Regions from separate parts of the Homo sapiens genome. Here region 2 is linked to region 1. The links are chromatin loops, found by intact Hi-C in ENCODE. Cell type or tissue: chondrocyte. All regions are shown on one strand. Links, peaks and the distances in the headings refer to the core of each region. The heading gives the core; the rest is flanking DNA. Region 1 has its middle 87 kb from the start of LINC00906. Region 2 has its middle 49 kb from the start of UQCRFS1-DT.

What was found. A loop is a pair of places that touch in the nucleus more often than their neighbours do. Peaks named below come from ENCODE experiments on the same cell type or tissue, not always from the same donor. Only the 100,000 strongest peaks of a DNase experiment are listed, where the experiment ranks them.
Region 2: it touches region 1 in a loop (3-fold over the local background); 5 of 110 quality-filtered maps call a loop at or near these places.

What each region holds. Positions count from the first base shown.
Region 1 is chr19:28,870,481-28,885,513 of GRCh38, reverse strand. No RefSeq gene overlaps it. Among named protein-coding and RNA genes, the nearest start is that of LINC00906, 87 kb to the left of the region's middle. RefSeq lists enhancers at 1,697-2,446, 3,197-3,946, 3,947-4,698. In chondrocyte, for the core only: a CTCF peak has its summit at 6,158 (motif pointing right); no DNase peak of the experiment used is centred there.
Region 2 is chr19:29,254,670-29,269,702 of GRCh38, reverse strand. No RefSeq gene overlaps it. Among named protein-coding and RNA genes, the nearest start is that of UQCRFS1-DT, 49 kb to the right of the region's middle. In chondrocyte, for the core only: CTCF peaks have their summits at 5,868 and 6,068 (motif pointing right); no DNase peak of the experiment used is centred there.

The DNA.
Region 1 (15,033 bases), core at 4,484-8,483:
TGGCTGGCCTCCAGCCATGCTCCCCTGCACCAGTCCAAGAGAGGTAAAAACTGTGGGGTTGGAGAAGGTCAAAATGGACCAGTTATTCTCCAGCAGAAACCAGGAGCACTGCCTACACAACGCCACCTATTCCTGAGGGCACAAATGGCAGGTGCGTAACAGGAGCACAGCCCACACAACACCATCTATCACTCAGGGCATGAGCGGCGGGTGTGCAAGAGGAGGGTTGCGATGTCCCTGGAGAGATTGGATAGCAAGAGCAGCTAAGCCTCTGATGGGGCTCTGGACAGGCAGCATGTCCCCTATGAGAGGTCACATTGTCACAAAGGAGAAAGGATCCCTCGACTGACGAAGCGCATGTGCAAAAACCACAGGGCCAGCTCGCAGGAGAGCTGAGATTGAGCTACTAGATTAGAGGGTGCTTGATGTGTTTGGATATTTGTCCTTTCCAAATCTCATGTTGAAATTTGATCCCAGTGTTGGAGGTGGGGCCTGGTGGGAGGTGTTTGTGTCATAGGGGTGGATCCTTCATGAATGGCGTGGTGCCCTCCCTGCAGCAATGAGTTCATGTAAGAGCTGGTGGTTTAAAAGAGCCTGGCGCAAGGTTGCGTGGAAAAGGGAATTCCTGTACACTGTTGGTGGGAGGGTGACCTAACTCAGCCATTGTGGAAAGCAGTGTGACAATTCCTCAAAGAACTTAAACAGAATTACCATTTGACCCAGAAATCCCATTACTGGGTAATTCCCAAAGGAAAATAAATCACTCTACCATAAAGACAAATGCACACATATGTTCACTGCAGCACTATTCACAACAGCAAAGACATGGAATCAACCCAGGTGCCCATCAACAGTAGACTGAATAAAGAAAATGTGGTACATATGCACCATAGAATATTATGCAGCCATAAAAAATGAGATCATGTCTTTTGCAGGAACATGGATGGAGCTGGAGGCCTTTATCCAATGTGAATTAATGCAGAAATAGAAAACCAAGTCCCGCATGTTCTTCTTTATAAATGGGAGCTAAATGATAAGAACCAATGGGCACAAAGAGGGGAACAACAGACACCGAGGCCTGCTTGAGGGTGGAAGGTGGGAGGAGAGAGAGGATCAGGAAAAATGTCTACAGAGTACTATGCCCATTATCTGAAATAATCTGTACATCGAACCTCCATGACACACAGTTTACCTATATAACTAACTTGCACATGTGCCCTTGATCCTAAAATAAAAGTTAAAAATAATCACACAAAAAATACAATAAATAATAAAATAAAAGAGCCAGGCACCTCTCTTGCTCCCTGTTTCGCTCTGTGAGATGCCGGCTTTACTTCCCTTCTGCCATGAGTAAAAGCTTCCTGAGGCCTCCCCAGAAGCAGATGAGGGCACCACGCTTACTGTACACCCTGCAGAACCATGGCCAATTATACATTTTTTTGATAAATTGCCCAGTCTCAGATATTTCTTTATGGCAACACAAAACAGACTCATGTGGCATCCCACGAGGTTTTGCAGAAAAGAGAAGGAAAGAGAGGAGGGCTGGAAATTGACAGGTTGTCCCAGGCAAAGGGGTGGGCAAAGAGATACATTCATAGGGGAAGGTGAGCGAATGAGCTGATTAGTGGGGTTGGAGAAAGGGGTGCTTCAGGCAGTGATAGGCAGACAGGATGCTGTCATCTTAGAATATGCGTGCACACACACGCAAACACACACACTTACCCCTCCGGTAGCATGCAAGCTGGCGTCACCCTGGCTTAACAGTAGATCCCAGGAGCACAGAAGCTGCCTTCACCCCAAGGAGCACAGCTTCTCACCTCCGTGCTCTTTCATTGCAATTCCCTGCCTTCCAGCAAGTGTCCGATGCCTGCTTAACATTATGCGAGGCAGGCTGTCAGTGAGAGAGGCTCAAGCCTGCTGCAGGGACTGCCTCTCAGGAAAGAGAAAACAAAGCCAGAGCCTTAAAAATAGAGCTGTCCACTGATGGAATTCTCTCCTGCTGCCATGACCAAATATTTGGTCACAAGGGAAGCGGCTGATCAGACACACTCCCAGCAAGGTCACGAGGTGCTCAGAGAACACACACTGAGGCAGGCTGCTGGCACGGCTCCCCTCGCCCCTGGACCCTCGAGGTCCCCAAAAGAGAGGGAGGGAGGGCCGCTCCAGTGCCAATCTGTAACCACAAAGCATGCCTTTGCTCTTATGATGCTGGAGACCAGCCTAGCCCTGAAGTCAGCTGCTTGCACAGACAACATTCATTCATTCAGACACAAATGAGATCAGTTCTTATCCAAATCACAGGTCAATAGGATTTGGGAAGCTGCAGAGTCCTAGAGATTACATTATTTTAAAGACTGCAGAGTTCAATACAGCGAGATTCAAAACAGAGGGAGGATTTTGTTGTCATACAGATGTCCACCCCTCCCCACACCGCACCGTGACGCCTGCCTGCTCCAGTTCTCCTGGTGTGTGGCTTCCCACTGTTCACTTCCCAGGCAGCTTGTCTGGATCTCTTGCAAGAGCAGGGCCTGGAGCCTGGTGACCTTAGCTGCCGCAGGGCCCAGCACACAGTCGGGGCTCCATGAAACCCCAGGAGGAAGGGATGGAGAGGGAAGGAGGCCATGTGTCCCAAAGGGGAACCCTGGGGGAGTGGTCCTTTCCTATCTGCCACTGGTGCCTGGAAAAGAGAGAGTAGAAAATCCCAGCCCCAGCTGGCACATTGCTCTGAGCCCAGGGCCTGTCCCTCCAGGAAGACAGTGCGGCCACCATTGGCCCACGGGCACTGCCTCAGCTGAGGCCCCTTCTAGCTCTCTGTCTTCTTCTTTGGAAGCCCCCGCGGACCCTGCCTCACACTGTTCTGGGCGCGTCTGTTCCCTGTGGGTATTTGCCTTCTGAGGTTGCAGCCACAGGGGCAGGGCAGCAGAACAGCAGGATCCCACCCACATGTATTGAACTGAGCTGATTTGTCACTTTGTAAAAAGCTTGTTTCAGGTAGGCATGGTGTTGGGCCTGTGGTCCCAGCTACTTGGGAGGCTGAGGCAGGAGGATCACTTGAGTCCAAGAAATGGAGGCTGTGGTGAGTCATGATTGCACCACTGCACTCCAGTCTGGGCCACAGAGTGGGACTCTTGTCTTTAAAAGAAAAAAAGATGTAAAAGCCTAGTGCATTGATAGGTTAGGTAGCCCCCAAATTCGTTTCTTGAGACAGAGTCTCGCTCTGTCACCCAGGCTGGAGTGCAGTGGCGTGATCTTGGTTCATTGCCACCTCCACCTGCTGGGTTCAACCGATTCTTCTGCCTCAGCCTCCTGAGTAGCTGGGATTACAGGTGCTTACTACCATGTCCAGCTAATTTTTGTATTTTTAGTAGAGATGAGGTTTTACCATGTTGGCCAGGCTGGTCTCGAACTCCTGACCTCAGGTGACCCGGCCACCTTGGCCTTCCAAAGTGCTGGGATTACAGGCATAAGCCACTAAGCCCAGCCCCAAATTCTGTTTTAAACACAAGCTAGAGTCAATGTCCACACTGGAAGTCATTTTCAAGGGGGAGATCAGAAAGCAGCCGGGGAAGTGGCTACTTTGAAGCAAAGTGACTGACATTTTAGAGCAATTAATAACTGTGTTTCCCCAGAGACAAGCCGCGGGTGCGGGGAGCGGAAGTCGCTCCTCTCATTGTTCCTCCTGTGCTTGGGCAGTGGGCTGGAACCCTCTGGGCAGCTTCTCAACTCAGCATGTCTTGCTGATCTATTAAGTTGAACATTAATCATTAGTAGAGCTCATCTTCTTTCCCTGAATTTAATTTCATTAGTTATACTTTCTTTCCCTATTAGAACAGTCTCTGACGCATTTGCTTAGAAGGCAAATGGGCACCGGCCCTGTCCCCCACCTCTCCTGGATGGAGACTTTCCTGTAATGGCACCGACAATTGTCAACATGTCCAGGTCAGGCTGGTTGATCTGGATACAATCAGAACTCAAATCTTTTCTTATGAACTCTCAGGAACTCTCTCTAAGAAAATCAGGGCCACTGTGGTTTTGTTACTGGAAAGGGGTTTCAATCCAGACCCCAAGAGAGGGCTCTTGGATCTTGCACAAGAAAAAAATGGGGGCAAGTCCACAGAGTAAAGCAAAAGCCAGTTTATTAAGAAAGTATAGGAATAAAGCAAGGGCTACTTCGTAGACACAGCAGGGCGCTCCCAAAGGCAAGAGGAGGAACGCATCCATCTTAGCTGAAATGCTTGATTATATATAGAATAACAAAGCAAAAGCTGTGGGGGATGTGCTCCACTACCAGGGCTGTGTCAAAGGAGTGCTAATCTTTGTGTAACTACCATCTTCACAAGAATCTGCATCTTTAAAGCGAAACTTATTCTTAAACTAAGAATGCTTTTGTTCTTAAGATATCGGGACATTAGGACATTTCCTGGGTCGGTTAAGTCTTGGGTCTGTTTGGTCAACATGAATTCAACTATTCCTTTAACCATAAACCTCATGTGGCTAAGAATGCCTGACCTCCCGGGAACAGGCCAGCGGATCTCAGTTTCCATTTTTATCCAGCCCCTATTCAAGATGGAGTCACTCTGGTTCAAACATCTCTGACAGTTTTAAACCAAAAAATAGGATACCCAATCTCTGGGTTCCGTTGTCTTTAAAAATATATGCAAAAAACACATCAGGAAACTGCAGGCAATGGGGTCCCAGGATTGCCACTTTAGACCTGGACAGGCGCTAGGGCAGGACAGGGGCCTGTGCCACTGGAGATTAGAAGTGGGAGTTTGACAGGAGGGAGCCCCAGGAGAAAGTCATTTCTTCATCCATCTGCTTGTCCATCCATGATTTAATGCTATTCTTCCAGGCTGTACATCATGTGTGGTGAGGGTTCAAGGATGTCCAAGGCAAGTGTTCTGGCCTCCTTGTCTTCCTTGCTCCCTCCCTTGAAGAAATATTTGAGTGTCTTATCTACGCCCTAGCACTGTGCCCAGTGCTAAGTATCCAGTGATAAGGTTAAAACAACAAACTTACAACCAGTATGGAGAACAGTTTGGAGGTTCCTCAAAAAGCTAAAAATAGAGCTACCATGTGATCCAGCAATCCCACTGCTGGGCATAGACCCCAAAGAAAGAAAATCAGGCTATTGATGAGATCTCTGCACTCCTATTTTTATTGCAGCACTGTTCACAATAGCCCAGACTTGGAAACAACCTGTCCACCAACAGATGAATGGATAAAAAACATGTGGTCCATGTACACAATGGAGTGCTTACTACTCAGCCATTAAAAAGAATGAGATTCTGTCATTTGCAACCACATGGATGGAACTGGAGGTCATTATGTTGAGTGAAATAAGCCAGGCACAGAAAGATAAACTTTGCCTGCTCTCACTTATTTGTTGGGGCTAAAAATGTAAAACAATTGAATTCACAGAGATAGAGAGCAGAAGGATGGTTACAGGGGCTGGGAAGGGTTGGGGGAGGGGAGAGTGTGCATGGTTAATGGGTATAAAAACATAGAAGGAATAAAATCTAGTATTTGATAGCACAACAGGGTGACTACAGTTAACAATCATTTATTGTACATTTCAAAATAACTAAGAGTATTTTGCTTATAACACAATGAAAGGTAAATGCTTGAGGTGATGGACACCCCACTTACCCTGATGGGATTATTATACACCGCATGCTTGTATATATGTGTGTGTATGTATGTATATGTATATATATATGTATATATATATGTATGTATGTATATGTATATGTGTGTATGTGTGTGTGTATATATATATATATATATATATATATATATATATATATGTATTTTTTTAAAACAGCCAAGTTCTTGTTTCCAGAAGGCAGCCCAGCTAAGGTGGAAACCAATAGAAGCACAGTGCACCTAGATCCACACTCTGCTGAGAGCTTCAGTGAAAGAGAACTGAGTGCCTGAGAAAGGCAACTAGGATTGGGATAATAATCAAATCCAGTTTGAGAAAAGAGAAGGGCGCTCCACACAGGTGGGAGAGAGGGAGTGCGTGGATGGAGCCGACCGTCTTACAGTCTTGGAGGAATTAAGGTATCACAGAGGTAGGGTCCAGCCACTTCAGTCCTTCCTAGAAATTTAATATATTTAATATGACTATAGCTCAAAAGCCCACCAGGGGGCGATGCAGGACAACTTATTGCTTAGCGCTAGCAGGGCTACATCCATGATTTGTGTAATTCACAATGAGTGCCTTAAAACTCTGGGTGGGGTGAAAAACTCCTGAAAATTGGAGGCCCAGGGCAGTCCGATGATAATCCTAAATAACAGCTTGAAAGGGACTGAGCTAGGAGTCCAGCGACAGAGATTCTAGTTCCATTCAGCTCTTGCATTTATTTTTCCTATGGCATATTTCTTAATCCCCCCTAGACCTGGGTCCTCAAGGGTCAGAGGAGAGGAGTGGGCCAGCACATCCCTGAGCTTTTCCTGGTGCAGGCTCCTGCCTGTGCTGCTGGGAGTGCAGTGATGTCTGTGGAGCTGTAGAGGGAAGAGGCGCTCCCGCGCTGAGTCTACAGGTGCTGTTTGCTCCAGTGAGTTTGAGAGGTTTTCTAAGGAGACAGACACATGGCTTTGGAAATTAACACTTTAGTTTTTTATTTTTATTTTTATTGTTAAATAGAGATTGGGTCTCACCATGTTGCCTAGGTTGGTCTCAAACTCTTGATTTCAAGTGATCCTCCCTCCTTGGCCTATCAAAATGCTAGAATTATAGACTTGAGCCACCACACCTGACCAGAAATCAACAATTCAACCTGTGGTTTTAGAAAAGGTCTGAAGCACATCACTGGCATCCTTTCCTCCGACCCTCTCCCCGTTGTGCCAGCCTCACCCTGTCTTCTCCCTCATCCCATATTCCTCACCAGGTGACAGGGGAGCGGGAGGCACGGCTTAGAAGCCCAGAGCCTGGAGTTCAGATCCAAGATTTCCAGAGACTCGGGGAGGGCTTCTAAGTCCCCTGACCAGCAGCAGGAAAAAGGGCCCAGTCTGTGGCCATGGTTCCTTCCTCAGGCAGGAACATCCAGGTCATGTTCTCCACCCTTCAGAGAGCTGCCAGAAGCCCATCCCAGGTGGGCCTCCTACCCCTAACTAACTGCAGTCCTGCAGCTGCCCAAAAGCTTGAGCCAACATTTGCTGTGTGGAAGAGGAATCCTAATTCAAAAAGAAGTTAAGGGCAGAGAAGGCCGTTTTCTGTGGAGAGCTCCCCCCTCTCCAAAACATCCCCCAGTAGGTTGGCCACCAGTCACCTCACCATCTGATGGACAAATGAGTTTTGGAAGACAGGCTGGTTAATCTCATTTACAATAGCAAATTAATTCCTGCTGGGGCCATACAGAGCCAGTTTCAGAGGGACGTTTTTACAAGTGTCTGCTCCACTCTATGGGGCATGGTTAGCAGACAGCTGCATGGCACAGCCATCTGAACTCAACAACTTTCAGCCCAGAGGGTTGTGGAGGGGCCTTACTTGGCCTTTGGGTGCAGACATTTCTGCTCATCCCCTGAGATCTCACAGATACTGTGCAGGTTGAGGTGGTCAGGGGAATTTGTCAGCCAGGCAAATTGCACAGTGGAGAGAAGCCTGGAGCATGGGCAGTGCCGCATGAATGCATGCTGAAGAGGTGAAGAAAAGGCTGAAGGAAAAGATCTCAGCCCTTCTCTTTTGGTAGACATTCATTCCATCATTCAGCACTTCCTGGGGGTCTACCATAGACCGAGGACTTTGCAGGAACCAGGCATTTGTAAGACCAGGTCCCTTAACAGGGTCACGAAACCCAACTCGTTCTTTTTCAAGGGGAAAAAACCACAATCACAGTGACTTGGGAAAACAACACAAGAACAAAATCCCCTAAAATTTACAAAAAGAGGTCTTGGTTAATTCACACAGCTACACACTCACAGGGTCTAAAAGGTGGTCACTGACAGATTCAGGCATTCAGAGCCGGGAGTTGGTCTCCATTGCCTCCTTCTGCTTTACTCAAAGTTGGCTTTGTGCTTGGGCAGGATTTCTCCCATCCCAACCAAAAATGGGCCAATATTTCAAGCCCAGATCTAGAGACCTACCCGCCTTGGACCCACGTATGTCCCGTGCTCACTTGTGAATCAATCACTGTGGCCTTGAAGTAGAATAAGATTGGTCAGCCCAGACAATATGCTGTAGGATCAATCCCACCACACCACACGGATTAGGACTGGGTGGCACAAAATTTCCCAAAATAAAACCAGGATGCCATGAGCAGGAGAAGGGTGAATGGGTCCCAGACTAGCCACAGGGATTACTCTACTCATGCAAACAAGGAATGTGGATAGGGAGGAAGCTCTGGGAGAGGGGCTAGTACAAGCGGGGGGAGTAAGACAAGACAAGAGCTCACAGGCAAATAGACCAAAGGATGCTTGAGTAAAACTCTGAAAGATGAATACAGGTCCATCATGGACAAAGAGAGCCATCGCAGACAGAGCTGAGGGTGTGCGCAGTGACCTAAATACACACACATACATAAGTGCACACACAAATACACACGCATGCACACACATACACACACACAGACACTAACCCACGTGTGCAAATACATGCACACACACACGTACATACACACACACATGCACCCTTACACACAGACCCAAAGAGTGTCAGCCCTGTAACTGCAGATTCTTGGCTAGATGTGTTACACATCTTGTTTCAATTTAATCACTGCAATAACCCTGTGAGAAAGCTAACATTTCATAAGGTTTGGGGTGAGGCTTGTGTTCTTTTCTTTTCTTTTTTTTTTTTTTTTGAGACAAGGTCTCACTTTGTCACCCAGGCTAGAGTGCAGTGGCATGATCTCGGCTCACTGCAACCTCTGCCTCCCAGGCTCAAGTGATTCTCCCGAGGAGTTGGGACTGCAGGTGCCCACCACCACACCCGGCTTATTTTTAAATTTTTGTGTAGAGATGGGAATTTTCCATGTTGCCCAGGCTGGTCTCAAACTTCTGGCCTCAAATGGCCCACCTGCCTCGACCTTCCAAAGTGCTGGGATTACAGGAATAAGCCACCACACCTGGCCATATGTTTGCTTATTTATTTATTTATTTTTATTTTATTTTATTTTATTTTTTGAGACGGAGTCTTGCTCTGTCAGCCAGGCTGGAGTGCAGTGGTGCAATCTTGGCTCACTGCAAGCTCTGCCTCCCGGGTTCACGCCAGTCTCCTGCCTCAGCCTCCCAAGTAGCTGGGACTACAGGTGCTCACCACCATGCCTGCCTAATTTTTTTTGTATTTTTAGTAGAGATGGAGTTTCACCATGTTAGTGAGGATGGTCTCGATCTCCTGACCTTGTGATCTGCCCACCTCAGCCTCCCAAAGTGCTGGGATTACAGGTGTGAGCCACCGCGCCCAGCCTATATTTGCATTTTTAACAAGTTCCGTGGTGATGCTGAGCCTGCTGTTTCAAAGCCCACTCTCAGAGACCATTGTCCTACTGTACAGTAAGGCACGCTAGCAGGAAGTCAAGAGGGCATCCAGTCAGTGAATCTGCAGAACCTTTATATGTAGGGGATTTTATTTGGAGCTTGAAATCAAATGTAAAAGAAGTGTCAAATATAGGGGCCCAACTACACTGAGAGAACACAGTGCCCTGTCCTTGATCTCAGGAACAACCCATATATCTGAGAAGACCCAGAAAGCTGGAACATACCTGGGGCTGTGTTTTTAGCTGTTTGATATGGGCATGGGTGGTGCCAATCACTCAGTGTGAAATCGTAAGGAAGTTGGCTTTGTACCAGGGATCCCAAATTGTGATTCCTGAGAAACAACCCAAACCCACCTCCAGCCTGCTGTCTTCCTCCTCTGGAGTGGGACAGGCATGCACCATGGCCAAAGAACCCCGGGTATATCTGCCTTTAGGATAACTCTGTGGAGGCTGCTCAGAACGACTTAATTCCTGTTCTTCACAAACCCCGAGGAGGCACACGGGGAGAATGGCCCATGCTAATGGCAGCATTTTCTCTTTTCAAGTTCAGTCAATTTATCCTTTTGCACCCACCTCCATTCCTCATCTCTCCTTCCTCCACTCCAAATCTGGGTCAGCTGGGAACCACATCACAAATATGGTCCATCTATACTTCTGGGGGTTCAGGGAGCAGTCACTAGCCTCCTGCCACCTGGAGGCAGTAAGACGCCCAAGGTCGGGGGAGCCTGACGTGCTAACGCCTGACTACGGAAAGCAAACACCGTGTCCAAAGGCAGAATTGCTGCTGTATCAGTCAGGATACTGATGCAGGAATCAGAAACCACTCCAGCTATTTCAAGAAAAGGGGGCGAATACTGGAAATGAGGCGCTTCCAAAACCCCTGGAAGGCCTGCAGGGGCAGGCTCTGTAGGACTGGGACCCAGGACCTCACCGCAGAACTGGCCCATCCGGAAAACTGCATGCTGCTTTTGCTATAATCACACAGGAGGTGAATCGTCATGTCTTATCCTAAGCACTAGCTCCAGGTTCCACCAGCTTGGCAGTGATACGGGGATCAAGCAGCGCCTCTGCACCTGCTGCAAACACACCAGCGAAACGGCTGCCTCCCCTCTTTCATGCAACTTGGCCGCAAGTCAAGTCTCATAGGACACCTGGTTGGTGGAACCTCAATCAGATACAGAGCCCTAGCTGGGAGGGGCCTTGGAGTTGGAGTTTTGCTTCCCCCACCCCTGCAGTAAAGGAACACCCACTAGAAAGGACTAGAACAGATGTCGGGTGAACCAATCTACTGTATCCCTCCTGGGGCCTGGGGCCTCAGAACGCTTAGTGTCCAAAGTAAATTCACCACAAACTGGTCAAGAACAAAGCAGATTTACTGCTTCATAAAACTAGAAAACCAAACACATATGTGACTTTCAGGTGTGGTTTGATCCAGGGACTCAGAAAAAAAAGTCACTGGAGCTTCATGTCTATCTCTTGACCCGGCTTCCCAGCCTAGGTCTCGGGCTTCAGCTTTTGGATAAAGGATTTAAAAAGGCACCATCTCCCCATCCCCCCAGCATCCAGTCCACTGGGAAAAAGTCATTGCTCTCAGTAGCACCTGTGCTCATCCTGGGGACATTCTCATGGGACCGGCTTGGGTTACAAGATGTGCCATGAAGTAATCACCATCTCCAGGGGTATCTGAAGGGCTGATTGCTCCAGGCGCCTTGAACCAGAGGGCCCCAGAGCCTACCTGGAGCGTGTGGACTAAGCTTGGAGTTGGTGTTGGTTTTCTGGGAGACCATATGTTTGACCTTGAAGATAGAAAAACACAACACACTCACCTCTTCTGGGATCTCCTGCCATCCCCTCCATCTCTTCCACCCCCTCCTGCCTTCTATACTATGAGTGAGTTGGGCCACTAGACACGGCAAATGCTCCCGACAGACCTGGTTCACCTAGATCTGTGAGTCCTCCCCAGCGGCCCTCCTCATTGCCATTACCGTTTCTTAGAAAACCCTTAGATTCTGGATGGTTTCTTCCTTCTCCCAGCCGTGGAGACTATTTTAGCACAGCCTCGTTTGCATTTCCAACCTGCCTCCCTGTCACTCCCAGCCCTTGCTTCTCTCCTTTCTAATGTATTTCTTTGGTTTTGCTTTAATTTTAATTACACCTTCCAGGGCAGCATCACCAGAAGGTCTCATCGGCGGGTGGATTCAGATCGATAAGAAAGTTAAATGATGACACAGGAGACTGACCTCCATAGAGTTCCAGGAGACATAATCCCACTCCCACAGGGATGACAACTTGAGCTCTGTTTGCAGCTATTCATTTCTGAAACACATTATAATAGTCAACACTAATTAATTGCCTACTACATACAGGCAAAGTGATAAATGCTTTTTATGCTTTGTCCCTCGTCCTCCCAACAGCCCTAAAGGGTGTATATGTATTACTGTTCTCATTTACAGAGCAAGATTTGACATTCAGGTGACTGTTACCAAACAAGTGACTGCTGAGGGCTGAAACATGCCAGGCACTTCTAGGTGCTGACAGTGTGGGCAAAAGAAGGTGAGAGCCAGTTTCTGCCTCCCAGGAAAACAACCTGGAGAGACAGTTAGATACTAAAGACAGCGCCAGTGTGAGACAGTGTATACTGAACCTCTGAATGCAGAATGCTGGTGCTTGGGCAGATGAAACTCCAGGAATGCTTCCCAGAGGAAGTATGACTTGAGTTGGGACTCAAAGCCCCTCCTTTGCAAGTAGCATCATCAAGTTTAAACACAGCTGATGAAAAATTCTCATGCTTCGTCTAACGTGATGATTGCGTTGGAAGAGAACACAATGTGGACATCAGCCTCTGGCAGAAGCCCATCCTGGGAGCCCCTCTCTGCAGTCCCAGGTGCACATCTATCCTCTTCTTAACAGAACTTGCACAATTTGTTCCTGCCACAGAGCTCTGGGTCAGCAACTTTTTCCCGTTATATTTAGAAAAAGTAATAAAATGGTTCTCCCCACAGGCTTTGCCAACTGGATGGTGTTATTTCAAATTAAAAAACAAAAGCAAAAACTGCAACAAAGAAGGAGACCAAATTACCCACTTGTGGGAAGGAAGGTGCAGCGATCAATCATGGGGCTCATTCCAGGCTGCTCACAAGCTGCCCCCCAACCCCAACAAGGGTGGGTCTTGGACTCCAATCCTGGCAACTCCCTGAGGTCACCAAGATGTGAGGGATGCCTGGCTCTGCCCCACAAGTGTAGTGCAAGGTCTACAGAATTGCAAACCCCTGCTTTCAAATCCTGATCAGATACTTAGCAATTCTGCATTAACCTCTCTCTGCCCTCTCACTCATTGGTAAAGTGAGAAAGATAATACTATCTATCTCATCTCATTAAGATTAAGGGAGATGATACAGTGAGGCCCTTATATGGGACCTCGCACATCGTGGGAGCTTAGTAGATGGCACTGATCCTGATTACTGTGGATCACTTTGCTTGCTAATTGATTTTCCTGGGCCCACACTGTTTAATCAAACATGAATCCACTCTCTCTGTCTAAACACGGAGAGAAAAAGGTGCGATGAGAGCAGCACTCAGCATGAAGGGCTCTCTTGTCACAGGCAGCCAGGGGGACTGGATTTCGGGTGGAAGCAGGCTGCTGATCATCTAGGGGGAAACTTCAGCACCCACCTGCCTGAGGGCCCCTGGAAGCCCTGTGATGAGGCTACTGTGTGAGGACAGAAGGCTGATTTCTGTGTAAGGTTCTCCTTTGCCTATGGAGGGGTAAAGAACCCAAAGTTCCCTGGCAATGGGGACAGTCCCCAGAGCAGGTGGCAGAAAGGCACATTCAGGGCACCCTTCCCCGTGTGCTCCCAGTGGGAACTTCCAACATGGATGCAAGGGGATTATGGAGCCCAGGACGATGTTGAAGACTGGCTCTTCTAATTTCTTAAAATCCAAATGTGCACAAGGATAAAAATCTATTTTTTCTATAACAATCTTTGCAAAAATGATCATCATAATTAATTCCAGATACAATGAATCCAGAAATTTTTCCTAGAGTGTTATTTAATTTTGCAAGACTCATGTGACTTTTAAATATTAGTCTTGGGAAGAAAAAAATTTATCCTTTGGGCATCCTCTGTCCACACTGACATCTGCAGAGCTACGGGGTTCTGACTGATCTTCAGCCATTATGTACACACTCTGAATGCTCGCAGTTCTGATCACAAGGCCTCTTTCAGCCACTTCCTTATCCCTCTGGCCCTAGTCTTGAGTTGGAAGACACTACAATGTCTGCCCACTCATAAAGTGCGAGGTACTCCCACGTCTGCCTGGTCCTAGCTATGAGGGGAGGCAGCATCTGCACAGACCTGGGCTGTGGGGAATGTAGCGTGTGCATAGGCCTGGACTGTGAGGTGCTGTGGGGTCTGCCCATTCCTGGAGAATAAGGGAAGGGTATGTGTGCACCATCTGGGCCGTGTGGGACTGTGGCATCCGCACCGTCCTGGGCCTCGTGGGACTGTGGTGTCGGCACCGTCCTGGGCCATGGGGAACTGTGGCGTATGCACTGTCCTGGGCTGTGTGGGACTGTGGTGTCTGCACTGTCCTGGGCAATGGAGACTGTTGTGCCTGCCAGTCCTGAGTTGGGAGTGACGATTGACAATTTTGTGTGTGCAGTTCCGGCCAGCCTAAACTCTGAGGGACTACAACCATCCCAGTGTTCCAGGCCACTGTTCTAGGTTTTGTGGAGATCCAACACCAGGGATGTAGAAGCGGACCCTGCAGTTTTCATTATGTCCACCTGGAAATTGGCATAGGTCCTCCCCAAATCCAGATCTAGAAACTGACATAGGTCCTCTCCGAATCCAGATTCTCCTGCCTTTCTGGCATTGCTGTTTCCTTTCCTGGTGGACCAGGGGCTTGTTCTAATCTCAGAGACTTTTCTAATGTCAGCATGTCCTCCCCTCAGCTCTCATCAACCCGCCCAGCTCAGCCCACACCTGTGTTCCATATTGATAATGGTCAGAGCAAAAACGAGTTTCAGTGTGGAGGTTTAAACAGGACCAACACAGAAAGAGCGGGGCTTCAGAGGTAATCCATACCAGACCACCCAGAGACCCCAGGATTTCTTTAGATTTCTTTAGCGTGCCAACTGCTGGCTCTGAATGACGGTTGCTGCTTCCTGGATTTGTCACCTGAAGTCCCCATGCAGTTTTAACAACTCCATGAAGGGAAGGTCCAAGCCTCAGGTGCTCCCCCGCCTCCCCTGCTTGACCCCACTGTCAGCCGTAAGACTCCTGGACTCGAGGGTCATGGTCCTGGCCTTAGGCAGGATAGCGTCCACCCCTTCTGTGACCCCTGCAGACTCTGACAGGAAAGTTCAAGGGGGACATCGAGTCACTGAGGAGGGGCTGCCCAGGGGAAGGACAAGATAGAAAGGGCCATGCAGAAGACCAGGGTAAATCCTAAAAAAGGCTCCTCACCAGGAGGGCCACGTCATGAGGAAGGGCAAAGAGGAGTTGCCCTTCTATAGAAGCTCATTGCCAGGCAGAGGCAATCACAGATGAGGGCG
Region 2 (15,033 bases), core at 4,293-8,292, 380 kb before region 1:
TTCTCTGGACTTGGAGGGGAAGGCACCAACTGCTAGATGTCATCTCAGCAGCATCGAATGTCACAACGAATGTCCATTTCTGGGCCTCGGCAGTGGCTGTTCCCTCTGCGTGGGCTGCCGCTGCTCCAGATGCACCCAGTGCTACTCCTTTTCAGCAAATGGCTCTTCTCTGCTGGGGACCAAGCTGCAAAATCCCCCACCTCTCCCCCATGCCTCTTTTTTTTTTTTTTCATGGCACTTACCTTGTTCATTTTCTTTCTCTTCCATGACCGTGAGCAGAAACTCTTGTAGCCACTGCACCTCTAGCTGTAACTCAGCCTGAGCCTGGCACAAGGAGCAGCTGTTGGAGCAAAGAAGCCATCGCCAGTCCTCCGCGGAAGCTTCCCTGTAGCTTCCAGCTTCCAGTGGCGGGGAGCTCACCGCCTTGCAAGCCGCCCTCCCCCAGCTCCCGCGTATGCTGAATCCAGTCTGGAGCCCTCAAAGCAAGCCCAGAGCTGTCTCCCGTAGAGGGAACGCCTTTCCTGGAGAGCAGAGAGACTGCTGAGCCTGCCCTTAGAATGGCCCAATCCCAGAGGTCAAGTCCTGGGGCTCCCTGGAGCCTTCTGTTTCCTTTCCTGTGCTTTAGGAAAATGTATGCAGTGTCAGAGTGGCACTGCGATGTCTCCTCGCCCTTCCACACAGAGCCCCAAATCCAGCAGGCTCTCTGGGCTGAGTCCTGCCCTAGCAGGCTCGAGCATGAGGAAGCTGGGCGGAGGCAGAGTAGGTCTCCAGCCCGCCTCCGGACCCTCGGGCTGTACCCATGCAGATCTGCTCCATGGATGCCGGCCACCTCCCTGTCTAATGCCACTGTATATTCTGCACATATTCTCGCTGCTGACAAGGCCATCCATTTGCGTTCACAAAGACTGTTCGGCATTCTAGCAACTCATAGGAAGTGGGAGCACGTTCCCATCACGTGCACTGGGGCTTCGCGGAAATGCTTCTCTCCTGGCAATAAAAAGAAGAAAGAGGAGGAAATGACTATTTTCTGCAAACACAGAGAAAAACTGGCTGGCCAGGGTGCTCCAGTGCGCACCGTTTCCCACAGCTGCTCGCCCCACCTGGGAAGCTTTGCCCAGGTGGCCTTTTCTCCGGTCTCTATCAGAGGGGACTGAACCAGGGAAGTCGCCTCCCTGCAGGCAGATCTCGTGTTTAGAGAGGCAGATTTGTTCACCTGTTATGCAGGCTGGACGCCTCGCAGCCCCTCCATCCCTCTCTCGCCCTCTCTCTCCACGGGTCCCATCAGTCTGTCTCGGGGTCTGGGCCGCCCTCCCTGGAGCTGCCCACAGTCTCTCCTTCCCCATAGCCTCCCCCGCGGGCCTAGCCTCCGTACTTGCTTCATGACGCCTGCCACCGTTTCCTGAATGACCTCCCCGTTTCTGCACCCACCAGCCTCCCACCACTGTCCACACTGCAGCCAAGCTCTCCTGTGCCGGCTCCTGTCCCTCAAGCCCCGCGGTGTGGGTAGCCAAGGGAACTGCAGACATTCTGGATATTCTGTATCAGACGGCGCCCCTCTGCTGCCCACTCTCAGCCTCAGATGGAAACTCCTTCTGTGAACTTACACATCAACAACAACAAAAACCAGAAATAATCCCATTAAAAGGTGGGCGAAGGACATGAACAGAGATTTCTCAAAAGAAGACATACATGCGGCCAAGAAACATAGGAAAAAATGCTCATCAGCACGAATCGTCAGAGAAATGCAAATCAAAACCACAATGAGACACCATCTCACACCCATCAGAATGGCTATTATTAAAAAGTCAAAACATCACAGATGCTAGCGAGGCTGTGGAACAAAGGGAGTGCTTATACACTGTTGGTGAGAATGTAAATTAGTTCAGCCCCTGTGGAAAGCAGTTTGAAGATTTCTCGAAGAATGAAAAACCGAGCTACCATCCTACTCAGCAATACAATTGCTGCGTCTGTACCCCAAGGAAAATAAATCATTCTACCAAAAAGACGCCTGTACCTGTACGTTCATGGCAGCACTTTTCAAAATAGCAAAGACGCGGAATCAATCTAGGTGCCCACCAATGGTGGGCTAAGAAAAGTATGGTACATCTACACCATGTAATACTATGCAACTCTAAAAAATAATGAGGGCCAGGCGCGGTGGCTCATGCCTGTAATCCCAGCACTTTGGGAGTCCGAGGGGGGTGGATCACGAGGTCAGGAGATCGAGACCATCCTGGCTAACACAGTGAAACCCCGTCTCTACTAAAAATATAAAAAATTAGCCAAGCGTGGTGGCGGGCACCTGTAGTCCCAGCTACTTGGGAGGCTGAGGCAGGAGAACGGCTTGAACCTGGGAGGCAGAGCTTGCAGTGAGCCAAGATTGCACCACTGCACTCCAGCCTGGGCGACAGAGTGAGACTCTGTCTCAAATAATAATAATAATAATAATGAAATCATGTCCTTTGTAGCAACATGAATGCAGCTGGAGGTCATTCTCCAAAGTGAATTAACACAGTAGCAGAAAACCAAATACCACATGTTCTCACTTGTAAGTGGGAGCTAACACTGGGTACTCATGGACATAAAGATAAGAACATTAGACACTGGGGGCTGCTAGAGTGGGGAAGGAGGGAGGGAACAGGGTTGAAAAACCACCTGTCAGGTACTGTGTTCCCTATTTGGGTGACGGGTTCAACAGAAGCCCAAATCTCAGCATCAGGCAATACACCCATGGAACGCACCTGCATTTGGACCCCCTGAATCTAAAATTCAGGGGGCTGAATTTTAGAGAAGCTCATCCCATGGCTCACAGGCCCTACCTGTTCTAGCCTCTGCCTCTCTCTTCCCCCTTGTCACTCCACTCTTGTCACTCAGCTTCCTCTGCCTCCAGACCAAGCCAACCACATTCCTGCCACAGGGCCTTTGCGTGTGCTGTTCCCTTTACTTGGCTCACACTCTTCAGACTGTCCCTGGCTGACTTACTCATACAATTCCAGCACTGCTTGGCAATCTCCTCTTCAGGATGCCGCCCTGGCCACGCAGCCACTCTGGGTGTTCTTCTCAGCCCTTGTCACCAGCTGACATGCTCTGGATTGTAGGTGGCTGCCAGTTTATTGGTGTCTTGGCGTGTGTCTGCTGATCTCTGCATCCCTCTCACCAGGAAGAGTATTTGGCATGTGATATGGATCCACAGCCCACACAACCTCACAACCCAGAGAGGGATGCAGGGCACAGCCAGCCCTGGATTGCAGAACCATGGGCTCTGCTTTGTGAACTGCTCACCCCAGGGTGTGAACAGACCTGCATTTTCACACTAAAACAGGAGACCTGATTGTTTCTTGGGCACTTACTCAGTGGGCAGCATTTCCAAAGGTGACCCTGGAAGGAGGATGAGACCTGGGGGCTGGCAACAGCAGCAGTGGAGGGTCTGCTGACAGGCATAGGCCATGCTCTGTGTCATCTGGGGTGTGGCACCACGGGAGGAGCAGCGAGTTGACGGTGACAAATTCTCTGCCAGCATGGTTTCAAGGGATGCTGTGAGCTCCCAACCTGGAATGGCAAGCCAGTGGGACGTTTATTAATTGTGCTGTGCTGGAGGAGCAGGGAAATGGATTTGGATCCTGGGGAGGTGCAGTATTGACATTGGAGAGCCTCTTTTTGAAATGGATGGGTCATTTCTGAGGATGGAGGCAGAGCCCAGGAAACTTTAAGTGAAGAAGCTCAGACTCTTTGGGGCATGTGTCTGTTCAACACTTTCTCTGAGCATTGATTATGGGTCCGGCTTTGAACGAGATCTGTTAGGGGCTCAGAAAGGCGACACGGAGGGCCCTGCCCCAGACAGTGCACAATCTGGAGTGGTGCTGAGTCTGGCCTTGATCAGGAGTCACCCTGCAGAATAAGCAGCTGTGTGTTGGGGCCTTACATGAATGTGGACAGAGAGACAGCCTGGAATGTCCAACGCACATCCAGGAGGCAGAACACTAAGATGAGAGGTACCCTGTCCTTTGCACGCAGGCCAAGGTGGGAGATAAAATTCAGGACTTGCTCAAAAGTGGGAGCAACCCTTGCCCCCCGCATCTCTCTCCAGGCTCCAGGAGGAAGGAAGCCCCCATAGGAGATGAACCCCGAGGAGAGAGGAGGCCATGTTTCCTTCCAGTCAAGGAGAAGCGTTAGGAGTGGGGTGGGAGTGGTGCAGAGAGAAACTGGGAACATCCGTCCTCCAGAGACCCACATTCCAGTATGGACACATTCAGGAACACAACCCACACCATGTAATGTGGTCTTTCCCAGAGGCCCTGGGACCTTCTTTTCTTTTCTTTGGGACTCCATCCCTCCCCCAGAAGTCAACAAGAATGATGGTGGCAGAGCCACCTTACTCGGTAATGTGAGGCGATCATTGCACGCCACCACTGTCGACCCTTTGCACAGACAAATCACATCCACCCCAAGCTTGCGTGATTGTTTTTTAAATAGTGGTGACCGTGTTTAGCGAACACTTTTTATGACATCACATTGTTGACCTCAATCTGAGGAGATGGGGGAGCTAGCCCCATTTCACAGATGCAGCGCTGAGGTTCCGGGATGTGAGGTGAGGTGATCACAGGCTCACAGCCTGGGAAGCGCAGAGCCTGGGAAAGGCCCACATGGTCTAGCTGCAAGGTCTGTGCTCAGGGCCCCACAGCAGCTTGCAGATGGACAGAACTGGGCCTCATGGACAACATCAGAGGACTGCTTCAATGACAGCTGAGAGTGATTTGTAATATCATTAACTGCTTTGTTTAATTTGTCCCTGAAAACAATTTATCTCTTATCTAATTTAAATCTGTCACACCCTGTAGACATGTGAGGACTATTAAAAAACCCTTTCTTTACAGATAGTGGATGCCAAATGCTAGCCTAACCTTATCCATGCCATTGCACAAGCAATGGCAATTAACACCTGCTCACTCCCCTACAAGAAGGAACCCACCCACCGTTGCACTTCCCTGGTGATGCTAATCTCAGTCCCCTCTCCACTCCCAAGCATGTCCGTGTTGTTCTAATAATCTCAGCAATTGATGGTAAACTCATAGGCATGAATTCTGCCTCCACCACCAAGTTTCTCTAGATTTGACAATTGAACAGACCTCTCTTTTATGCCCTGTAAGATGAATGCATATTTATTTTTTTTGCTGTTAAGGGGTGAAAATGGGAACAAGGAACATTTTATTTGCCTGTGTGATGTGTTTCTCTGCATTCTGCAGTGAGCTTGTCTTTTCTTTCTTCCGCATATTAGACTGGGGGCCTTTGCTGTCAGTTCTATTTGATCCACTCCCTACATTGCTAGCCTGGTCTTGTCACATACATGCTACATAAATGAATAAATGATAAGCTTCTTTCAAGAATTTTGCCTTATTGAATTCTCTATTCTTAAGATTGATTTTATTTTAAAACCAAAATTTAGCAAAAAAAAAAAAAAAAAGAAAAAAGAAAAAGCAGCAGATCACTGGCTTAAATTAGCTTATTTTTAAGAATAGAATTGTCTTTTAGAATAATGCATGTAGACACAGCCAGTGTTAGAAGAATGATTAATTAATACAGGTGCAGGCACAAAGGCAGAAATTCCCTGGCTTGGAAGTCAAGACATGCAGCATCTGCATCCTCCGAGGAATTCCTCTGTGGCCTGCTGGAAGGGAGGGGACCTTCTGCCCTGCATCAATGAGATAATGAGTGATTGCATCGGCTCAGCGTCTCAGGATGCAGCACGCCTCTGTCAAAAGATTCTCCTTCCAGAGTGGAATTTCCAAGGGAATACAAACGGTGCATTTACTGAATCAAAAGGCATAGGAAGGGAGAGTTGAAAGGTTGGGTGTGGAACATCTAGATATTTAGGCAGTCCCTCGGAAAGAAAAAGGAGATTTGGAATGGGATTAGCCTGGAGGGCATCATTGACTAGCAGTGGTGCCTTGGGCAAATTCTTTGTCTGTTTCCTCATCTGGAAAATGGGGATAATGATGTCCATGAAGATTAGGGAGCTCTCCCAGGCTGCAGCGGGACCACGAACCTGAATTCCACTTTCAGCCAGCAGGGGGTGTCTGGTGCTTACTTCCCCAACCAAAGGGTGTTTCTCAAACCTGATTCTATAGCTCACAAGGACCTGGAGTTGACACTTAAGGTGACAGCTGCCCCTTCCTTCACCCTGGAGGGGTTTGGGGTGATGCTGTGGTTGCTATTCTTATCACTGGTGAGCAGGAGGGAGGAGTGAAGTGTGAAGTCAGCTGGGCTCCAGGCAGTGTCAGGGGGAGGGGAAACCATCATTTGGTGGCAACTGCAGCCTTGGCAGTAGGGGAAGAAGAGGTCCCAGGAACCAATCACAGCCTGAACCAGCTGCTCTTCATCCCAGTTGGCATGAGAATGCCCAGCTGAGCCAGGGAGGTATTTAGAGACAGGATTACACATGACGTGCAGAAAGGAGAACCAAGGGCAGAAATGAACCTCTAGCTGTCCTTGTCTTTCCCCAGGAAGCCTCCCTTTTCTCTCTGGTTCTGGAACTAAAGCCATTTTCCTGGGTGATTGTGGGGCTTGAGATATCCTCTGGGCACAGAGCAGTGGACTGGAACCATGTCCTTGCCAAAGTGTGTCCAGAGAGGGGCACGGGGCAGAGCCCCGGATTGCAGAACCGTGGGCTCTGCTCTGTGGACTGCTCACCCCACAGTGTGAACAGATGCTGCACTTTCACACTAAAAGAGGAGACCCAACTGTTTCTTGGGTGCTTACGCAGTGGACAGGATTTCCCACTGAGGTGTCCACATGCATAGCTTCTTCTGGCCCTCCTGTGGCTTTGAGCATGCAGGAGTCATGTCATGACCACTCTGCAGTTGAGCATCTTGAGTCTTACAGGATGAATTGTCTGAGTGGAGGAGAACTTTGGGTTCATGCTCACCCACCTTGGAAGAATTTAACTCCACGCCTGTCTCACTCCGTGACTCTGGAAAAGTTATTTGAGTTATATTCCATCCTCCTGTGTCCTGATCTGTCAGCTAAGAAAACGAAATAGGACTTAGTGAGTGAATGAATGGCAGTGGCTACTACATTCTCAGTGCTAGAAAGGTGCAGGAGAAAGGTCACTTTCCATTCTTTCTATCCTTAGATTTGTGCACGTACACACATTCACACACACCAAGTTTGAGATCGTTTTGCAATTAAAAAACAAGGGAAGGCCATTTTGCATCCCTGAGCCTCAATTTCCTCATCGGGAAACTGGGGATGATAATCTAAACAATAATAATTAATAATAGTAATGGTGACAGTTTCATATTCAGCACCTTCTCAGCACCAGGTATTAAGTGTTTTACATACATTATTATGTTGTGATAATTAAATGAGGTAATGCACATAGAAGTACTTAGTACAGTGTCTGGAACACAATAAACACTCCATAAATGTTAGCTAATGTGGTGATTTCTGTATTCAGTGTGGATGATGTCATTGGCTGGTGTCTCATTCTTGGCCTCTGTTAGACACACACTAATGTACACACACAACTACACACCACTAGGGTTTAAACATCTTTTTATACTGTTTTATCAAACGATTTTATTCTTTTACTACCCAGATGAGAGTCCCTTGAGGGTAAAGGATAAATAACCTCCCAAAGTGTTTTTGCTTCTTCTTGTTGTTTTGAAACAGAGTCTCTCTCTGTTGTCCAGGCTGGAGTGCAGTGGCACAATCTCGGCTCACTTCAACCTCCACCTCCCAGGTTCAAGCGATTCTCCTGCCTCAGCCTCCCGAGTAACTGAGACTACAGGCATGCACCATAACGGCCAGCTAACTTTTATATTTTTAGCAGAGACAGCATTTCACCATGTTGGTCAGGCTGGTCTCGAACTGTTGAGCTCAGGTGATCTGCCCTCCTCGGCCACCCAAAGTGCTAGGATTACAGGTGTGAGCCACTGCACCCAGTCTTTTTCTTATTTTTCTCTACTTTTTTTTTTTTTTTTTTTTTTTTTGAGACAGAGTTTCACTCTTGTTGCCCAGGCTGAAGTGCAATGGCATGATCTCGGCTCACTGCAACCTCTGCCTCCCGGGTTCAAGCGATTCTCCTGCCTCACCCTCCCAAGTAGCTGGGATTATAGGTATGCGCCACCACGCCTGGCTAATTTTGTATTTTTAGTAGAGACGGGCTTTCTCCATGTTGGTCAGGCTGGTCTCGAGCTCCGGACCTCAGGTGATCAGATTATCTGCCTGCCTCGGCCTCCAAAGTGCTGGGATTACAGGCATGAGCCACCATGCCTGGCGTTTTTTCTACTTTTAGGATTCATCTCAATGAAAGGCCAAAGCATACACACTGCAAGTTCTTTGCCCCTGCATGCAGCCTCTGCTAAACGTGTATAACCTGGTGTCTTCTAGAGCTTGCTACCCCTAAAGAGTTTTTGAAAACATGACAGAGAGTGACACTGCTTGTCAGCTGCAAGTGCTGTCATGGCCTACTGCCTACTGATTGGTTGTTCTTCCACTCTTTGCTAAGCAGTGAGGAGACACAGTCTCTCCCCAGGTATCCTAAAAGCTGATACTCACCTTGGCTGCCTCCCAATCTGCTCACAGAATGGAAAATGCAGCCGGAGTGTCAAGCTGCTGACCACACAGATGGCATTGAGATGTTGCATTTGTGAGACTCTGGAACCACCCAGAGCCCCAGCTTATGGGGACCCAAGGGAGATTACATGCGAAGAGGGACACCCCTTATTAGTGTGAGTTATTGCATTAAAATCTGCCATTGCTGTGGCTACTAAAATGGATGGTGTAAGGATATCACACCAATTGATAAGTCAGTTAAAAAGGTGGTCAAAGAATTGTGTCTGAGTAAAGAATGCATGGACACAATAAAAGTGGTAACAGCAAAAACAAAAACTAATAAGCAAATTTAAAAAGTATTACCAGCTAATATTAGTGAACATTTACTACTCACAGGTGCCCTGTCGACACTGTTTCAGAGACCATAGATAGATGGGTGTTATTATTACCCCCAACCAGCAGGGGGGGACACAGTGCTGTAGAGAGGGAAGGTGCTGATGTTCAACCGCCAATCAGCACCACTTGCCTGTGTTGCACAACAAACAAGGCAATGGAGTTGGCATCTGAGCCCCAACAGTGCGATTTCAGAGACAAAGAGCTGCCCATTGTCCAGTGGGAAGCAAACTTGCCAATGCCTGGGCCTAGTAGGCACACACACACACAAAAACTAAATGATTTTGAATGAATGAATGAATGAGTGTTGCTGGTGGGCAGGCATTTTGTCTTCTTCAGTCTGTCTCCCCAGTGCCCAGCATATAGTTGGCTCTCAAAAAGATCTCTGTGCTCAGCCCCAACTCCCTCCATGAGCAGCCCCATGGGGTCCTCACTAGCTTCCTGAGTGCTGTCTACTTCTCCAGCACAGAGACCTGTCTGGGCTGGACACGAGGGTCGGGTCTGCTCCCAGGGCTACTCAGATTGTGTGACAGCAGGCTTGACGCTGAGCAGGCCAAAGGGCACACAGTTGCAAAAGCCAGATGGTTGTTTCTAAATCCAATTCCCTCCTGCTGCCAACCTGCTCTGAAATACAATCCATCACTCACCATGATAGATGTCTTTGAACTTGGGAACTCAACTCTTGAGAAGCAGAGGAGGGAAATTGAATACCAACCCTCCCTGCTCCCCCCAGAGAGGTTCTGTTGTTGCTGGAGGTGGTGACAGCTTGGAAAATGGTGTCACAGCTCAAATTAGTGCTGAGCAGGCATGGGGCACTGGTGTCTTCAGGGACGGCTGCTCCCACGCAAGGCTGAGACAACCTGGGACCCAGTCACCCACATCGCCATCAGCATTCCCACAGCCCTGGCTTTGGTTTGGAAATCAGACATTTCCAAGGGCATCCTGGACTAGGGGAGAGAGAACCTGCAAGTCAAGAATGGCACAATAGAAACTACAAGGGGACCTCTCTTTATGTTCCGGTTGTAAATACGTACTCATATTAAAAATGTTTGTATGTAAATTGAATTCTTATAGCACTATTTTTCTTATTATTACAGTAATGGAGGTTTGATTAGTTACAATTCTTCTTGTATCAACTAATAGAAGCACTCAAGTGAGCCCAAGCAAAAAAGATAACAAACAAAACAAAACAAAACAAAACAGAATGGATGGTTTCTAGGAGAGGGAATTCTAAGGTGAGGACGTGTTTGAGCTAAGCAGGCCTTGGAACAGGAGAGCCCTGTGGTCTAGCCTGCTGCTTTCTGCATTTGCCCTGCTCCCCTCCCACTGGTGCAAGACATTCCACTTTCTTAGCCCCTTCTCCCTCCACTAGGAGGAGCCAGCTAACTTCCCACCTTAGCTAGCCACCTGCAGAGGATCTGATTTGCCCAGGAAGGGCAAGGTGTCTGCTGCTTCTCCAGTTAGCTGTGTCCAGGGAGGATGGGGTATAAAAGGGCTGCCTTGGAGGGACTCCTCCCTGTGAATCCGTATGGTGGTTTCTGGAGAGGCGGATGGTGGCTGATTGGCTGGACAGATGTACTCATAGGAGTTCATGACAATTTTTGCTCTTTGCAAGGATTTAGGAAAATATCAGAAAGTGAAAGAAGAAAATGAAGCACTGCATTTCCTTCACTGCTTGTAGTCACGTTCTAAGATTTATTCAACCTTTTCTGTAATTTTTCTTCAGTGGTCAATGGTGAATCTTTCAGTTTCACTACCTCACAACAACTCTGTGAGCTTATTTATCCAGCTGGATTTTCTTAAGCACTTACTGTGCACCATTTGGGGGACAAGATACTGCAGAGAACAAGACAGACAAAGCTCCTGCTCTCATTGAGCTTATAAACTACGGAGAGGGTGAATCACAAGTAATGAAACAGCTAGATTATTTTACAAAGCAATAAGCACTGTGAAGAAAATGAAACAAAGAAATGAAGAGAGAGCCTGGGGATGGAGGGTGACCACAGATGGAGAGGTCAGGGGAGGCCTTGCTGAGGAAGGTGCCATGAATGTCAGAAATCATGCGGCCCTGTGCAGGGAAGAGCATCGCAGGCCAAAGGGCAACGTGCAGCCTGAACCAGCAGAACCACTGGGGACAATAAAGGAATGGGTGAGAGTCCAGGTGGCAGAGTCACAGTGAGAGAGACACAGAGTATTCTGAGACGAACCTGCAAAGATGGAAATGGGATGTGTTTGTGAAGATTTGAGCAGAGAAGTGACCTGACTCCATTGACCTTTTCAAAAGTTATGTCCAATTCCTTCACCAACCTGGGTCTTACCCCAGAAGCACCAGGGGAGCATTATAAAAAATACCTAGGCTTTATCTACCCAGACATTAAATATTAAATCAAAATATTTAGGAGTAGAGTTTGAAACTGTGTGTTTTTATTCATTTATATTTATTCAAGTTTAAAATAAACTTTATTGTACATTTTAAGTTTTAACAAACACTCCCCTGTGACCACTTCCCCCCAACTGAGATGTAGCATATTTTAATCACCCCCAAAATTCTCTTTTTTTGCAGACAATCTCACCCTCCATTCTTGGCCTCAAGCAAACACTGGGATGCTTGGAGTCACTGCAGATTAGCGTGCCTGCTCCAGAATTTCATGTAAATGGCATCAATTAGTCTGCACTCCTTGTGTCTGGCTTTTTTCACTGAGCACAATTATTTTGAGACTTTTTATTGCTGGATAACACTCCATTATATGGCCATGCCACAGCTTCTTCATCTGTTCACACTGATGGATGCTCACTTCAGTGTCAAGTTTCGCAGAAATGAAAGTGTTAGGAACATTCACACACAAGTGTTTGTATGAAAACATCTATGTTTTCATTTCTTTTTTTTTTTTTTAAGATGGAGTCTCACTCTGTTGCCCAGGCTGGAGTGCAATAGCACGATCTCGGCTCACTGTAACTTCCACCTCCCAGGTTCAAGCCATTCTCCTGCCTCAGCTTCCAAATTAGCTGGGATTACAGGCACCTGCCACCACGCCCGGCTAATTTTTGTATTTTTAGTAGAGACAGGGTTTCACCATGCCGGCCAGGTTTCACCACGCCCGGCCCTATGTTTTCATTTCTATTGGATAAATATTTAACAGTGAAATCATGGGTTTACATGAAACGTGTATGTCTTTTTCATGTGTGTTTAATTTTTAAAGAAACTGTCCATCTGTTTTCCAAAGTGATTGCACTGTTTTACATCCCACCAGCTGTGGCTTAGATTTCCAGTTGCTCCACATTCTCCAGACAGTGAATACTTTCACATTTCAGACATTCTAGCATATATAGTTATTTAATGAGTAATATTGGTCTTTCCCTGAAGTTTCTCTGTCTGGCTTTGGTATCAGAAATATGTGATACCGGTCAGGCATGGTGGCTCACACCTGTAATCCCAGCACTTTGGGAGGCAGAGGTGGGCAGATCGCTTGAGGTCAGGAGTTTGAGACCAGCCTGGCCAACATGGTGAAACCCCGTCTCTACTAAAAATACAAAAATTAGCTGGGCGTGGTGGTGCACACCTGTGAGCCCAGCTACTCGGAAGGCTGCAGCAGGAGAATTGCTAGAACCTGGGAGGTGAAGTTTGCAGTGAGCCGAGATCGTGCCACTGCACTCCAGCCTGGGTGACAGACTGAGACTCCATTTCAAAAAAAAAAAAAAAAAAAAAAAAAAACGTGATACCAAATATCTGACTCTAGTTTCATGAAGCTGGGTCAGAGTGCCATTTCTACTCTTCTGTTTTCTAGAAGAGTGAGCATAGAGGTGTACAGTTGGCATTATTTCTTCTTAAATGTTTGATTAAATGCACACGTAGAGCCATCAGGCTCTGAGCCCCCTCTCCTGTAAAGCCCTGGCAGCTGGTTTCTCCCTATAGCTACTCTCTATCATCTACCCATTCACATACCTTTTGCTGAGTCTCTCCTATGCACCAGGCCCTGGCCTGGGTGCCAAGGATTCTAACCCTGCTTTTCAAGGCTGAGGCTTGCTGTGAGCTGCTCTGCCCCTCCCAGGGCCAGGAGGGCACTGGGTGGGATCATAGGAGCTGGGTTCACTGGATCACAGCTGGTTTCTGTTGATTTGTCATTTTCATTCTTCACGAAGGCAGCCTGGCATGGTGGATCTTCTCCAAAGAGATGAATTGATTATGAAGTTAATGAAGCATCAGACCCTCTCATCTGCTGGCAGCTTGGGACTTCAGCAGAGCTTTGGGTGGGGAGGAGGGCCAGGGCGCTATCATAAAATGTGTCTGCAAAAGTATTTCTGGCAAATTGCCTAAAGAAATCTGAAAAGGGGCCTGAATGTCTAAGCCTCTAATATTTGTTGTGATTTATGTTCTCATAATAGAAATTCATTTTCATACAAAATTTAGTATTTATAATATTATACTCTTTTTCTTAAACTGGATCCCCAGATTGTATAAGATTCATGCCTTGCAAACCTGGATCTCCCTGCGCTGACTCTACTTAGGTCACCCTTGCTAAACAGAGAGCCAGCCCTCAAAATGGCCCTTCCCGTCCTCCTCCCTTTGCCTAACCTGAATAGCCCGCAGCCCCAGGCCCAGCCCTTAGCTTCACAGCGAGCTCAGCGTATTCAGTTCTGTGGGTAGCAGGTGCTCAGTTAACCTTAACACAGATGTTTCTTCTGAACTTCCCAATTAACTGAGGAGGGGATGAAGGAAGGATAGAACGTGGCCTGCCCTTATGAGCTGACCCAAGGATGGTGAGTGTATTAGTCTGTTCTTGCATTGCTATCAAGAAATATCTGATGCCGGGCGCAGTGGCTCAGGCCTATAATCCTAGCACTTTGGAAGGCCAAGGCAGGTGAATCACTTGAGGTCAAGAGTTCAAAACCAGCCTGGCCAACATGGTGAAACCCAATCTCCACTAAAAATACAAAAAAATTAGCCAGGCATGGTGATGGGCACTTGTAATCCCAGCTACTGGGGAGGCTGAGGCAGAAGAATCGTTTGAACCCGGGAGGCAGAGGTTGCAGTGAGCCGAGATCTTGTCACTGCACTCCAGCCTGCGCAACAGAATGAAAATGTATCTCAAAAAAAAAAAAAAAAAAAAAAAGGGTGGGGGTGGGGAGGGGCGTTCCAAGATGGCTGAATAGGAACAGCTCCGGTCTGCAGTTCCTAGTGTGATCGATGCAGAAGATGGGTGATTTCTGCATTTCCAACTGAGGTACCTTGTTCTTCTCATTGGGACTGGTTGGACAGTGGGTGCAGCCCATGGAGGGTGAGCTGAAGCATGCTGGGGTGTCACCTCACCCAGGAAGCACAAGGGGTTGGTGGATTTCCCTTTCCTAGCCAAGGGAAGCTGTGACAGACTACCTTGAAAAACACGACACGCCCGCCCAAATACTGCACTTTTCCCAAGGTCTTAGCAACCGGCAGACAAGGAGATTATCTCGGGAAGTCCCACGCCCATAGAGCCTTCCTCACTGCTAGCCTGGCAGTCTGAGATCGAACTGCAAGGCGGCAGCCTGGTTGGGGAGGGGCATCTGCCATTGCTGAGACTTGAGTAGGTAAACAAAGTGGCTGGGAAGCTCAAACTGGGAGGAGCCCACCGCAGCTCAACAAGGCCTACTGCCTCTAGATGCTACCTCTGTGGGAAGGGCATAGCTGAACAAAAGAAGACAGACAACTTCTGCAGACTTAAACATCCCTGTCTGACAGCTCTGAAGAGAGTAGTGGTTCTTCCAGCACAGCATTTGATTTCTGAGAACAGACAGACTGCCTCCTCAAGTGGGTCCCTGACCCCCATGTAGCCTAACTGGGAGACACCTCCCAGTAGGGGCCGACAGATACCCAGGCAAACAGGGTCTGGAGTGTACCTCCAGCAAACTCCAACAGACCTGCAGCTGAGAAACTTGACTGTTAGAAGGAAGCATCAACATCAACAAAAGGTCATCTACACCAAAACCCCATCTGTAGGTCACCAACATCAAAGACCAAAGGTAGATAAAAACACAAAGATGGAGAGAAACCAGAGCAGAAAAGCTGAAAATTCTAAAAATCAGAGCACCTCTTCTCCTGCAAAGGATCAC